Linked DNA regions of Homo sapiens: region 1 is linked to region 2. The links are chromatin contacts, found by Hi-C or POLR2A ChIA-PET in ENCODE. All regions are on one chromosome and are shown on one strand. The core of a region is the stretch at or near the end of the contact, and the rest is flanking DNA. Distances in the headings are between cores, read along the strand shown.

What was found. A loop is a pair of places that touch in the nucleus more often than their neighbours do. ChIA-PET counts read pairs that join two places held with the same protein, here RNA polymerase II (POLR2A). Pooled maps may share reads with other maps.
Region 1: a pooled map shows a loop between it and region 2 (2.5-fold over the local background). The contact joins two enhancer-like sites. A Hi-C loop is called at or near these places in 2 of 50 pooled maps. POLR2A ChIA-PET finds 5 or more read pairs at or near these places in 2 of 52 experiments (WTC11 and activated B cell).

What each region holds. Positions count from the first base shown.
Region 1 is chr20:35,067,426-35,074,346 of GRCh38, reverse strand. TRPC4AP (transient receptor potential cation channel subfamily C member 4 associated protein) reads left to right here. Exons shown (of 19, transcript NM_015638.3): 3 at 4,935-5,051. Among named protein-coding and RNA genes, the nearest start is that of TRPC4AP, 22 kb to the left of the region's middle. RefSeq lists an enhancer at 3,840-4,009. Within about 2 kb of position 4,171, at least 3 of the 41 ENCODE cell types and tissues checked have a DNase peak (open chromatin) inside an H3K27ac peak, as active enhancers do.
Region 2 is chr20:35,206,684-35,213,823 of GRCh38, reverse strand. All of the region lies in intron 4 of MMP24-AS1-EDEM2 (MMP24-AS1-EDEM2 readthrough), which reads left to right. It also overlaps a transcript of PROCR not described here. Among named protein-coding and RNA genes, the nearest start is that of MMP24, 16 kb to the left of the region's middle. Within about 2 kb of position 5,648, at least 22 of the 41 ENCODE cell types and tissues checked have a DNase peak (open chromatin) inside an H3K27ac peak, as active enhancers do.

The DNA of each region.
Region 1 (6,921 bases), core at 2,922-5,421, 140 kb after region 2:
AGAACTAGAAAAGCAAGAGCAAACACATTCAAAAGCTAGCAGAAGGCGAGAAATAACTAAGATCAGAGCAGTACTGAAGGATATAGAGACACAAAAAACCCTTCAAAAAATCAATGAATCCAGAAGCTCGTTTTTCGAAAAGATCAACAAAATTGAAAGACCGCTAGCAAGACTAATAAGAAAAGAGAGAAGAATCAAATAGATGCAATAAAAAATGATAAAGGGGATATTACCACCAATCCCACAGAAATACAAACTACCATCAGAGAATACTATAAACACCTCTACGGAAATAAACTAGAAAATCTAGAAGAAATGGATAAATTCCTGGACACATACACCCTCCCAAGACTAAACTGGGAAGAAGTTGAATGAATCCCTGAATAGACCAATAACAGGCTCTGAAGTTGAGGCAATAATTAATAGCCTACCAACCAAAAAAAGTCCAGGACCAGACGGATTCACAGCCGAATTCTACCAGAGGTACAAAGAGGAGCTGGTACCATTCCTTCTGAAGCTATTCCAATCAATAGAAAAAGAGGGAATCCTCCCTAACTCATTTTATGAGGCCAGCATCATCCTGATACCAAAGCCTGGCAGAGACATAACAAAAGAGAATTTTAGACCAATATCCCTGATGAACATCAATGCAAAAATCCTCAATAAAATACTGGCAAACCAAATCCAGCAGCACATCAAAAAGCTTATTCACCACGATCAAGTTGGCTTCATCCCTGGGATACAAGGCTGGTTCAACATATGCAAATCAATAAACGTAATCCATCATATAAACAGAACCAAAGACAAAAACCACATGATAATAGGTGCAGAAAAGGCCTTCGACAAAATTCAACAGCCCTTCATGCTGAAAACTCTCAATAAACTAGGTATTGATGGGACGTATCTTAAAATAATAGGAGCTATTTATGACAGACCCACAGCCAATATCATACTGAATGGGCAAAAACTGGAAGCATTCCCTTTGAAAACTGGCACAAGACAGGGGTGCCCTCTCTCAGCACACTCCTATTCAACATAGTGTCGGAAGTTTTGGCCAGGGAAGTCAGGCAGGAGAAAGAAATAAAGGGTATTCAATTAGGAAAAGAGGAAGTCAAATTGTCCCTGTTTGCAGATGACATGATTGTATATTTAGAAAACCCCATTGTCTCAGCCCAAAATCCTCTTAAACTGATGAGCAGCTTCAGCAAAGTCTCAGGATACAAAATCAATGTGCAAAAGTCGCAAGCATTCCTATACACCAATAACAGACAGCCAAATCATGAGTGAACTCCCATTCACAATTGCTACAAAGAGACTAAAATACTTAGGAATCCAACTCACAAGGGATGTGAAGGACCTCTTCAAGAAGAACTACAAACCACTGCTCAATGAAATAAAAGAGGACACAAACAAATGGAAGAACATCCCATGCTCATGAATAGGAAGAATCAATATTGTGAAAATGGCCATATTGCCCGAGGTAATTGATAGATTCAATGCCATCCCCATCAAGCTACCAATTACTTTCTTCACAGAATTGGAAAAAACTACTTTAAAGTTCATATGGAACCAAAAAAGAGCCCACATTGCCAAGACAATCCTAAGCCAAAAGAACCAAAGCTGGAGGCATCACGCTACCTGACTTCAAACTATACTACAAGGCTACTGTAACCAAAACAGCATGGTACTATTACCAAAACAGAGATATAGACCAGTGGAACAGAACAGAGCCCTCAGAAATAATGCCGCATATCTACAACTGTCCGATCTTTGACAAACCTGACAAAAGCAAGAAATGGGGAAAGGATTCCCTATTTAATAAATAGTGCTGGGAAAACTGGCTAGCCACATGTAGAAAGCTGAAACTGGATCCTTTCCTTACACTTTATACAAAAATTAATTCAAGATTGATTAAAGACTTAAATGTTAGACCTAAAACCATAAAAACCCTAGAAGAAAATCTAGGCAATACTATTCAGGCCATAGGCACGGGCAAGGACTTCATGACTAAAACACCAAAAGCAATGGCAACAAAAGCCAGAATTGGCAAATGGGATCTAATTAAACTAAAGAGCTTCTGCATAGCAAAAGAAACTACCATCAGAGTGAACAGGCAACCTACGGAATGGGAGAAAATTTTTGCAATCTACCCATCTGACAAAGGGCTAATATCCAGAATCTACAAAGAACTTAAATTTACAAGAAAAAAGCAAACAGCCCCATCAAAAACTGGGCGAAGGATATGAACAGACACTTTTCAAAAGAAGACGTTTATGCAGCCAACAGACACAGGAAAAAATGCTCATCATCACTGGCCATCAGAGAAATGCAAATCAAAACCACAATGAGATACCATCTCACACTAGTTAGAATGGCGATTATTAAAAAGTCAGGAAACAACAGGTGCTGGAGAGGATGTGGAGAAATAGGAACACTTTTAAACTGTTGGTGGGACTGTAAACTAGTTCAACCATTGTGGAAGACAGTGTGGCGATTCCTCAAGGATCTAGAACTAGAAATACCATTTGACCCAGCCATCCCATTACTGGGTATTTACCCAAAGGATTATAAATCATGCTGCTATAAAGACACATGCACGTGTATATTTATTGCAGCACTATTCACAATAGCAAAAGACTTGGAACCAACCCAAATGTCCATTTAATGGTAGGCTGGATTAAGAAAATGTGGCACATATACACCATGGAGTACTATGCAGCCATAAAAAATGATGAGTTCATGTCCTTTGTAGGGACATGGATGAATCTGGAAACCATCATTCTGAGCAAACTATCGTTAAGGACAGAAAACCAAACACCGTGTGTTCTCACTCATAGGTGGGAATTGAGCAATGAGAACACTTGGACACAGGGTGGGGAACGTCACACACCAGGGCCTGGCATGGGGTGGGGGGAGGGGGGAGGGATAGCATTAGGAGATATACCTAATATAAATGACGAGTTAATGGGTACAGCGCACCAACATGGCACATGTATACATATGTAACAAACCTGCATGTTGTGCACAAGTACCCTAGAACTTAAAGTATAATAAAATAAAAAACAGCAAAAATAAATAAATAAAAACCATGTAAGTTATATTGAACGTAATGAAACTGAATGACAGTGTTCTTCAGAGGTGAAGTTTTGATTATTATATCACATAGTAAGTTATTTTAAAATGTAATAGAAACTAATTAAACTTAGTCTTTACGTTTAAGAAGAGACATTTTCATATTTTGAATCTCACAGTCTGATAGAAATAATTATAGCTTCTTAAACTTGTTTAAAAATGCTTTTCAAAGAGTTGCACATTATTTGCTTCTTGCAAAATCTCAGGAGATTGAGGTGAAGTTAAAGGGGAGGGAAATTAATATTTGTATATCTTTGCTATGTGATCATCATTTCTTTATTCATTAAGTAAGTACTTATTTGAAACTTACTATGTTTTAGGTTTTCTTGTAAGATTTTTTTTCCTCTTAGCTTTGTTCCATATGAACAAAGGATTCTGTGGCCGTCAGTTTGAGAACTACTACCCTATGTGTGCTGTATCAAATACTCTGTCTTGGAATCTGTGGGGAATACAAAGTGGGATCTGTTTGTGTTGTCCTCAAGGAACGTTTAGTCTAGGGAAGAAATAACATAGGTTTGGCCGGGCGCAGTGACTCACGCCTGTAATCCCAGCACTCTGGGAGGCCGAGGCGGGTGGATCACAAGGTTAGGAGATGGAGACCACGGTGAAACCCCGTCTCTACTGAAAATACAAAAAATTAGCCGGGCGCAGTGGCGGGCGCCTGTAGTCCCAGCTACTCGGGAGGCTGAGGCAGGAGAATGGCGTGAACCCGGGAGGCAGAGCTTGCAGTGAGCCGAGATCGCGCCACTGCACTCCAGCCTGGGTGGCAGAGCGAGACTCCCTCTCAAAAAAAAAAAAAGAAATGGTTTGTAAATAGGTGCAAAGTAAAAGTGCTAAATGTTACAAATGAGTTGTAGATTGTTTTGGGGGTCTGAAGAGCATGCTTCTGGTTGGGGGAAATCAAGAAGACTTCCTGCAGGAGATTATATTTGAGCAGTGACTTGGTTATTGCTACAGAACTAGTCACCCCGAAACCTAGCAGCCGGAAGTAACAAGAATCATTTATCTGTCAACAATTCTTGGTTGACTGAGTGGCTCCTCTGCTTCATGTGCTGTTGGGTAGGGTGGTACTGAGATATCTGGAATGTCCAAAATGGTCTCTCTCACATCCCTGGCAGGTTGGTGCTGGCTGTCAGCTGGAGATCAACTAAGGATGTTGCTCTTGGCCTCATTTCTTCTCCTTATGGCCTCCCCATTGGCTGTGTTCTCACAGCATGATGTTTGGGTTCCAGGATGGCAAGAGCGAAGTCTGTCAGGCTTTTTATTTTTTTTTAATGACAGAGTCTCCCTCTGTTGCCGAGGCTGGAGTGCAGTGGCTCTATGTTGGCTCACTGCAACGTCTGCCTCCGTGGCTCAAGTGCTTCTTGTACTTCAAATTCCTGAGTAGCTGGGATTACAGGTGTGTAGCACCACATCCGGCTAATTTTTGTACTTTTAGTAGAGATGGGGTTTTGCCATGTTGGCCAGGCTGGTCTCAAACTCCTGGCCTCAAGTAATCCGCCCACCTTAGCCTCCCAAAGTGCTGGGATTACAGGTGTGAGCCTGGCTTTCTTAAGGCTTGTGCTGGAAGTGGCCTAGTGTCACTTCTACCACATGCTGTTAGTTGAGGTGTGTCATACCAGCCCAGATTTAGTGTGAGAAGGGGCTTTACAGGGGCCTGAATACTAGGAAGTGTGGTTCATTGGGGACTGTCTTTGTGTTCATGGGAACTCCAGTTGGGACTAAAGCTCAAACTGATGCTTTAGTGTCTGGTCTGTGTTGGTTACTAAAACAATGTATGTACTTTTTTTTAAAAAAACTAGGAAATTTCTCCTCTTCTCTCCATGGAGGCTATGGCATTTGTTACTGAAGAGAGGAAACTTACCCAAGAAACCACTTATCCAAATACTTACATTTTTGACTTGTTTGGAGGTGTTGATGTAAGTAGCTATTTATTATTACTACTGCTGTTACTACTGCTTAATGGTTTGGGAATTTAACTTTTGAAATGGGAGATAGGAAAGATTTCAGAATTTATAACATTTCAGATTTTAACTTTTAGAAGCTTAGCGGCATTTACATGTTGAAGCAGCATAGTTTTTACTTCAGAAGAATTCATTTATTTAAATTGGTGTATACCTTTTTAAAAAAATACTAAGTGAAAAGTACATCTCTAAATTTCCCAGTGTCCCCTCCTCAGAACCAGTTGTGATTACTAGTTTCTTGTGTGTCCTGCTTAAGATGTTTTGTTTTTTTTGTGTGTGTGTGTGTGTGTGTGTGTGTGTGTGTAAATATTCCCCACCACCTCCACCTTAGTTTATTTTCTCCGCACATAGAGTGATATACCATATACACGGCTACACTATTCTGTACCTTCTTTCTTCTTCTTTTTTTTTTTTTAATTAAAACAATTTTAGGCCGGGCGCAGTGGCTCACGCCTGTAATCCCAGCACTTTGGGAGGCCAAGGCAGGTGGATCGTGAGGTCAGGAGTTCGAGACCAACCTGTCCAAGATGGTGAAACCCTGTCTCTACTAAAAATACCAAAATTAGATGGGCACGGTGGCAGGCACTTGTAATCCCAGCTACTCAGGAGGCTGAGGCAGGAGAATTGCTTGAAGCCGGGAGGCAGAGGTTGCCGTGAGCCAAGATCATACCACTGCACTCTAGCCTGGGTGATGAGCTCTCAAAAAAAAATTAAATGGTTAGTGTTTCCTGGTGTGATTGTGCCATAATTTATTTACCCAGGCCCCAGTTGACTGGCATTTATAATTTTTCCACACCATTTCTCTTACAGACAAGGTTGCAGTAAAGATCTTTTACATATTTTTGTATACATGTGAGTATATACCTTTGGAACAAGAACGTATGTTTTTTATTGTTTATAAATCTGAAGTTTACCTACCTAAGAAGTTTTGTCAGTTTATATCCCCAGGAACAAAGTATGAGCGTCTGTTTACCCATACCATCACCAACATACTGTGTTTATGTGTGTATTTTTATAGACTTTGTTACTGAAGTATAACCTTCATACAGAAAAGTACACCAATAATTACCACAAAATACATTCACTTTTGCACTACCACCCAAATTAGGAAATAGAACATTACCAGTACCCAGAAGCCCCCTTCCACAAACAGTGTATTTTAAGTATTTACTAAGCAGTTATGAGAAAAGTGATATTTTTCCATAGTTTTTTTTAATCAGCTTTATTAAGATATGGTTCATATACCATACATTTCACCCATTTGAAGTACACAATTCAGTGGTTCTTAGTATATTTGCAGATATGTGCAACCATCACCACAGTCAACTTTAGAGCATTTTCATCACCTCAAAAAAGAAACTCCATGTGTTTTATCTAGCACTCCCCTACCTCTACCACCTCCTCCCCCTCTCCCCACACTAGTATACTTTTTGTCTCTATAGATTTCTCTGTCGTGGACGTTTTGTATAAATTTAGTTATATAATATGTGGTCTTTTGTGACTGGCTTCTTTTCACTTAGCGTAATGATTTCTAGATTCATCTGTGTTGTAGCATGTATCAACACTCATTTTTATGGTCAAATGATGTTTCACAGTGTGGATATGCCACATTTTTTATTTGTTGAGAGGCATTTGGATTGCCTCCGTCTTTTTGCTATTATGAATAACAGTGCTATAAACATTCTTGCACAGGTTCTTTGTGGACATGTTTTCATTTCTCTCAGGCATATACATACCTAGGAATACAGTTGCTGGGTCATATGGGGTAACTCTATGTTTAATTGTTTGAGGAACTGCCAGAATGTTTTCCAAGAGGCCCTGCCAT
Region 2 (7,140 bases), core at 4,399-6,898:
GGGATTACAGGTGGGAGCCACCATGCCTGGCTGGAAGGAGATTTTTCTCACTGTATACCTTTTTGTATCTTTTGACTTTTTAATCATGTGGATATATTATCTCTTCAAAAAATAAGTACAAGCTGAGCATTTTTTCCCTTTAATATTGTATGTTCTCCAAATGAACAAGCTGAGCTTCTAAAAAAATAAGTGTAATAGTCTCTAAAGGCCACTCCCTGAAAAGAGGGCTTATATTGCAAAATACTGGTATACAGTGAAAGCAGTAACAGTTCACTTAGGTTTCAAAAATTCAGGCCTTCATCTGCATGGCCAAAAAAAAAGCAGAAATAAAGCAACAAACTATAAACTAGGTAAAATATTTATTATTATTTTTTTAACGTAAAACAGCTGTTATAAACCAATAAGAAAAAGACCTATGACCCAATTCAATAATGGCGAAGGACTAAATGGGCTTCATGCAAACAGAAATATAAATGGACTCTTTTTTTTTTTTGAGACAGTCTCGCTCCGTTACCCAGGATGGAGTGCAGTGGCACGATCTTAACTCACTGCAACCTCTGCTTCCTTGGTTCAAGCGATTCTCATGTCTCAGCCTCCCAAGTAGCTGGGACTACAGGCACATGCCACCATACCTGACTAATTTTTTTGTGTTTTTTGTAGAGACGCGGTTTTGCCGTGTTGGCCAGGCTGATCTGGAACTCTTGGCCTCAAGTGATCCATCTGCCTCGGCCTCCCAAAGTGCTGGGATTATGGGCGTGAGCCACTGTGCCTGGCCTGAACAGACTCCTATAATAATTTTTTAAATGACCAACCATGTTTGTAATTAAAGAAAGGCAAATTAAGACAATCAGCCACTGCTTTCTTAACATTATCAGACTGCAAATACCAAAAGGTTGGATACTACAGAGTGTTAAAGAGGGCATGATAAAACAGATACTCCTCCATACTGTTGGAAGAGATACAAATTGGTTTACTCTCTTCAGGTCACCAACTGGCAATGCCTATCAACCTTGAAAATGAGCATACCTTTGACCCATCAATTCTAATTCTGAGAATTTATCCTAGATAGATATCCTTGCATAGGTGCAAACACAAAATTATTTGTAGCAAATTATTCAATTGCCTCATTCTTTGTAATTACAAAACACCAAAATCAACCTAAGTACTTTCCAGTTGGGGAAATTGCTACATCTAAACTGAGGAATACACTGGGAAGAAGTTGAAAATGGTGTGGCTGTGTATTACTGTTACGACAAGACCTTGATTTAGCCCCTTCATTATCTCTTACTTGGACCGCAGTAATAACTTCCCAGCAGGTCTCCCTGCCTTCATCTTGCCCTCTTGCAGGACCTGCTACGTAATTTGCAGGGCCCAGTGCAAAAATGAAAATGCAAGTCTCCTTGTTAAAAAAAAAATAAGAATTTCAAAATGATGACAGCAGAACATTAAAACAAGCGTGAGGGCCCTTCTAAGAGGGGGGCCCTGTGTGACTACAGAGGTCACAAGTCCATGAAGCAGGTCTTGCCCCTTGAGTGTCACTTGGACACTGGCTGCCCATGTGACATGCTGCATCCTCTGCCTGGAACATCCTTCCACTGCCATCTCTTTTTCTCTATGATGTACTACACGCCTGCCAATAAATAACTCTAATGTGACCTCCTTTGGGAAGTTTTCCCAAAGTCTTAAAAAGTTCTTACTCAAAGTCTTACAAAGTTCTTACTCAAATCACTCTTTCTTCAGTACTCCCCTAGCTCTTGCACATAGTTTTATTAACTCTTTATCACAGTGTTTGTTTTTTTTTTTCTTGAGACAGAGTTTCACTCTTGTAACCCAGGCTGGAGTGCAGTGGCATGATCTTGGCTCACTACAACCTCTGCCTCCTAGGTTCAAGCAATTCTCCTGCTCTCAGTCTCCCAAGTAGCTGGGATTACAGTTGTGAGCCACCACACCCAGCTAATTTTTTTATATTTTTAGTAGAGATGGTGTTTCACCATGTTGGCCAGGCTGGTCTCAAACTCCTGATCTCGGGTGATCCTCCTGCCTCAGCCTTCCAAAGTGCTGATATTACAGGCGTGAGCCACCACGCCCAGCCGATCACAGTGTTTTTATAATTATTTCTTTAAAAGTTTCTCTCCTAGAGTTTCTGCAGGACTTGGCCTATGGATTGTGCTTTGTTTGTTTTTTGGGTAACTCTGGCACCTCATACATTACCTAGCACATGGGAGTTGAGAGAATGAATCAGCTGGAGTGGATGTATTTGGATGGGTGTGTTAAAAAATCAGCCATATATTGCTTCACAGTTACACCTCATCTTCAGGTTGTTAAATCTGACTGGACTCTTAATTTAATAGAGGCCAGCAGGTCCTGATGACTGGTTCTTCATTCCAGGAGCCATAGAATAGTATCAGACAGTCCCTTGAAGGGGTGGGAGGTACCTGGACCTGAAAATTTTGGAGGCTCCCGCAAGCCATTTACACCTATCTCTGAATCTCCTTATACCTTTCACGCTTTTAAAATGGAGGTGCAATCTCATTAGGGCCCACTGGCCCCATCAATCAGTGCCAGGTTCCAGGAACCCAGTAGTTTCAGATTGCCCCCAGTCCTTTGCAACACTGGTTTTCAAATGGGGTATGCAATAGCCGTAAAGTAAATGAAGGCTTGGTAAGCGGTACTCATGCATGGATATATTTAAGGAAATTCATTTCCAGATCCTCAACTTCCAGATGTACTCCACCTGAGAAAGTTCCTGGGGTTGAGGCTCCAAGCCGACTTTTTCTTCATAATTGTAGTTCTGCTAGTCTTCATAAGAAAGGCCAGGCATGGTGGCTCACGCCTGTAATCCCAGCACTTTGGGAGGCAGAGGTGAGTGGATCACCTGAGGTCAGGACTTCAAGACCAGCCTGGCCAACATGGTGAAACCCTGTCTCTACTAAAAATACAAAAATTAGTCAGGCACAGTGGCACGTGCCAGTAATCGCAGCTACTGGGGAGGCTGAGGCAGGAGAATCGCTTGAACCCTGGAGGTGGAGGTTGCAGTGAGCCGAGATCACACCATTGCTCTCTAGCCTGGGCAAGAGTGAGACTCCATCTCAGAGAAAAAAAAAAAAATGGAAAAAAGAAAAGAAAGAAAGGCATATATCTGACCCACCCTGAATGATACATTGCACGGGGCAATTAAAAAAAAGTTCAGAACTGGGGACAGTTAAAAATACAAGATTCAGAAAATAGCCTTCTATTATCTTTTAAAAATATGTCTATATTTTTGTTTGTTTGTTTTGAGACAGGGTCTCGCTCTGTTGCCCAGGCTGGAGTGCAGTGGCGCAACCGTAGCTTACTGCAGCCTCAATCTCCTGAGTTCAAGTGATCCTCCCGCCTCAGCCTCCCAAGTAGCTGAGACTACAGGCGTGTGCCACCACACCCACCTAATTTTTAAAAATTTTTCATAGAGATGAGGTCATACTATATTGCCCAGGCTGGTCCTCAATTCCTAAGCTCAAACAGTTCTCCCATCTTGGCCTCCCAAAGTGTTGATATTACAGGTATGAGTCACTGCACTTGGCCTAATGTTTTTTAAAAATTTTATTTATTTATTTTCTTAGAGATAGGGTCTTGCTCTGTTGCCCAGGTAGAAGTATAGTGGCATGATTATAGCTCACTGCAGCCTTGAACTCCTGGGCTCAAGCAATTCTCCCACCTCAGCCTCCCAAATAGCTAGGACTACAGACACACACCACCACACCTGGCTAATTTTTTAATTTTTGTAGAGATGGAGTTTCTCTATGTTGCCCAGGTTGGTCTCAAACTCCTGGGGTCCAGTGATCCTCCAGACTCAGCCTCCCAAAACATTTGGATTACAGGCTTGAGCCGCTGTGCCCAGCTCACATTATTTATCAAAATTATTTTAAGTGGTATGTGAGCAAAAGACTATGAAGACCACTGGTTCAAGACCATAGGCTATGGTGGCCTTTAGGAGGTTTTCTAAGAGGTAGTGGCCTAGTCTTCTCCACCTCTAGTCCTCTGAAACTGAATCTGTTTCACTAGGCAGACCAAAAAAATCATCGTAGACCAAGAAAGTCATTGCACTTGATTTCTTTGTAATTACCACCATGGTTGACCAGTCTTCTTTTTGAAATACACTTCCCCTGACTTTGGCATCATTGCACATTCCTGATTTTCCCCTCCTTGGCCCCTTGTCCTAAGTTTTTGCTAGCTCCATCTCTTCCAGTTGACCTTTTAAATTCTGGAGTTTCTCAGGGAAGTTATAAGCCTTCTACTCTTTCTATTATTTTCTAAGAAATGTCATCCATGACCACAGTTTCAAATATAATCTGTATCCCAACAACTCCCAACTTTCTATTTCTAGCATAGACCTTGCTCCCAAACTCCTGAATCTGATTGCTTATTCCACATCTATACCTTAATGTCTCGTGGGATTCCCGAACTGCAAAAAGCCAAAGCCAAGTTCATATTCTTTCCATTCATAATGTCTTCCTCCTCTAGGCTTCCCCTGCTTAGTAACAGTGCTCTATCTGCCCAGTTGTTCATGCCAGAGACCTGGAAGGCATTCTTGATGTCTCTTTAACCTCCCCCATAGCCAACCAATAATTTATTCCTATGAATTCTACTTCATGTAAGATTTCCCTAAGCCTCCAGACCAGGCTACATACCCTTATTCTATACCCTCATATAGCACCTTGTACTTCATAGTATTTATTCAAACTGTAATTAAGTAATTATTTTGTGTAATTCTGTCTCCCCCTCTACACCATAAGCTCCATGAACACAAGGACAATACCTGCTTATTTCTGGCATATAGTAGGCTCTCAATTAATATTTGTTTATTTATTTTTTGGGGATGGAGTCTTGCTGTATCACCCAGGCTGGAGTGCAGTGGTGTGATCTCGGCTCACTACAGCCTCCGCCTCCTGGATTCAAGCAATTCTCCTGCCTCAGCCTCCCGAGTAGCTGGTATTACAGGTGCGTGCCACCATGCCCGGCTAATTTTAGTATTTTTAGAGGTGGGGTTTCACCATGTTGGCCAGGCTGGTCTTGAACTCCTGGCCTCAAGTGATCCACCTGCCTCGGCCTCCCAAAGTGCTGGGATTACAGGCGTGAGCCACCACGTCCAGCTGAATATTTGCTAAATGAACAAATGTAAGCACTATTTATAGTGTCGTAGTCTTTCCAGTGTTGTGTAGTGTTCTGCTGTGTGTTTTTGTGATTTAAAACCTATTGCTATGTTCACGGTAGGGGGCAGCAGAGTACGCGGATACTGAGAGAGTCCAGTACTCAGTATTAAAAGGGCAACTTCAGATAAATGACTTAACCTTTCTGAGACTATTTCCTTCTCTGGAAGTCAGGGTTAAGTCTCCTTCCCTTGGATCAAAAGAGATAAGCAGATGTAAAAGGGCTTCACTGCAGGACAAACAGGAGACAATGTGATTAGAGTCAGTTAAGATAAATATTTGTTGAATAAACAGACACAGAGCAAGAGGATTTTGGCTATACGACTGTGGAACAGATTGCAGTAGAGAGTTGACAGATTCCGAAGAGAGAAAATGAAAGCTCCAGGAAGAGACTGGCCTATGCCCAGAGCCAGCCTGTGAAGTCAGCACAGGATGTCCTTGGCATGCTGTCATCTCTGCTCCCTGATCATTGCCCTCCACCTCTACCTCTGGCCTCTAGTTTCCCATCGCTGTGCTGCCGGCTTTTCCTTCCCTTCTCTCCCATCAAAGCACATCTGTCCTATGTCCTGGCCACTCCCAGGCCTGCTCACTGCCATCCACAGTCACTGCTAGTTAACCCAATAAATGGATTCTCACTAAAGTGCCCAGGGCAGGTAGTGTATTATTTTACCATTCTCAATAACACGAATTGGACCTTCTTGAGACGGAATAACTTACTCAAAAATTATGTTTCAAATAATAATAAAGTTTAGGTTTTGTGGAAGGAGAGGAAATGGAAGGTTAACAGAGATGAAGACAGTCCTAACTTGACCGGGCGTGGTGGCTCACACCTGTAATCCCAGCACTTTGGGAGGCCAAGGCAGGCAGATCACCTGAGGTCAGGAGTTCGAGACCAGCCTGACCAACATGGAGAAACCCCGTCTCTACTAAAAATATGAAAATTAGCCAGGTGTGGTGGTGAGCGCCTGTAGTCTCAGCTACTCGGGAGGCTGAGGCCAGAGAATCACTTGAACTTGGGAGGCAGAGGTTGCAGTGAGCCGAGATCATACCACTGTACTCCAGCCTGGGCAACAGAGTAAGACTCCATCTCAAGAAAAAAACAAAACAAAACAGTCCTAACTAATTTCAGGCTCAAGAAAGAATAATTGTACAAATACAAAATCTGTGAGATATGACTTGATAGTAATATGAGGGGAAAAAGCTTTTAAAAATATTCATATGTGTATATATATATATATATATATACACAAACATACACATAATAGATTTGCATACATATAATTTAATTGTAATTTACATTCAGTAAAATTTACATTTTGGTGTAGAGTTCTGTGAGTTTTGACAAATGCAAAGAATTATGTAAACACCACCACACACAAACAAAAAAATAAAACAGTTAATCACCTTCCCAAATTCCCTTTTGTTACCCCTTTGTAGTCAAAGCCTTCCCTACCCTTAAGCCCTGGCAACACTGATATGTTCTCTATTCCTATAGTTTTTTCTTTTCCAGACTGTCATATAAAATGGAACCATACAATATGTTGTATTTTGAATTTGGCTTCTTTCACTTGGCATAATGGATTTAAGATTCATCCATGTTGTTGAGTGTATCAGTAGTCAATTCCTTTTCATTGCTGAGTAGTAGTGTATTGTATGGATGTACCACAGTTTGTTACTCCACTTCCCAGTTGAGGAATATTTAGGTTGTTTCTAGTTTTGGCAATTATGAATAAAGCTTCTGTAAACATTCACGTACAGGTTTTGGTATGAACATAAATTTTCATTTTACTTGGGCTAATTTCTAGGAGGGATTGTTGGAGCCTATGGTAAGTGTGTGTTTAACTTTATAAGAAACCTAGAGGGGCTGTATCATTTTGTTTTCCCACCAGTAATTTATGAGAGTGGCAGTTGTTCCGCCTTCTCACCAACAATTGGTATTGTCAGGGATTTTTTT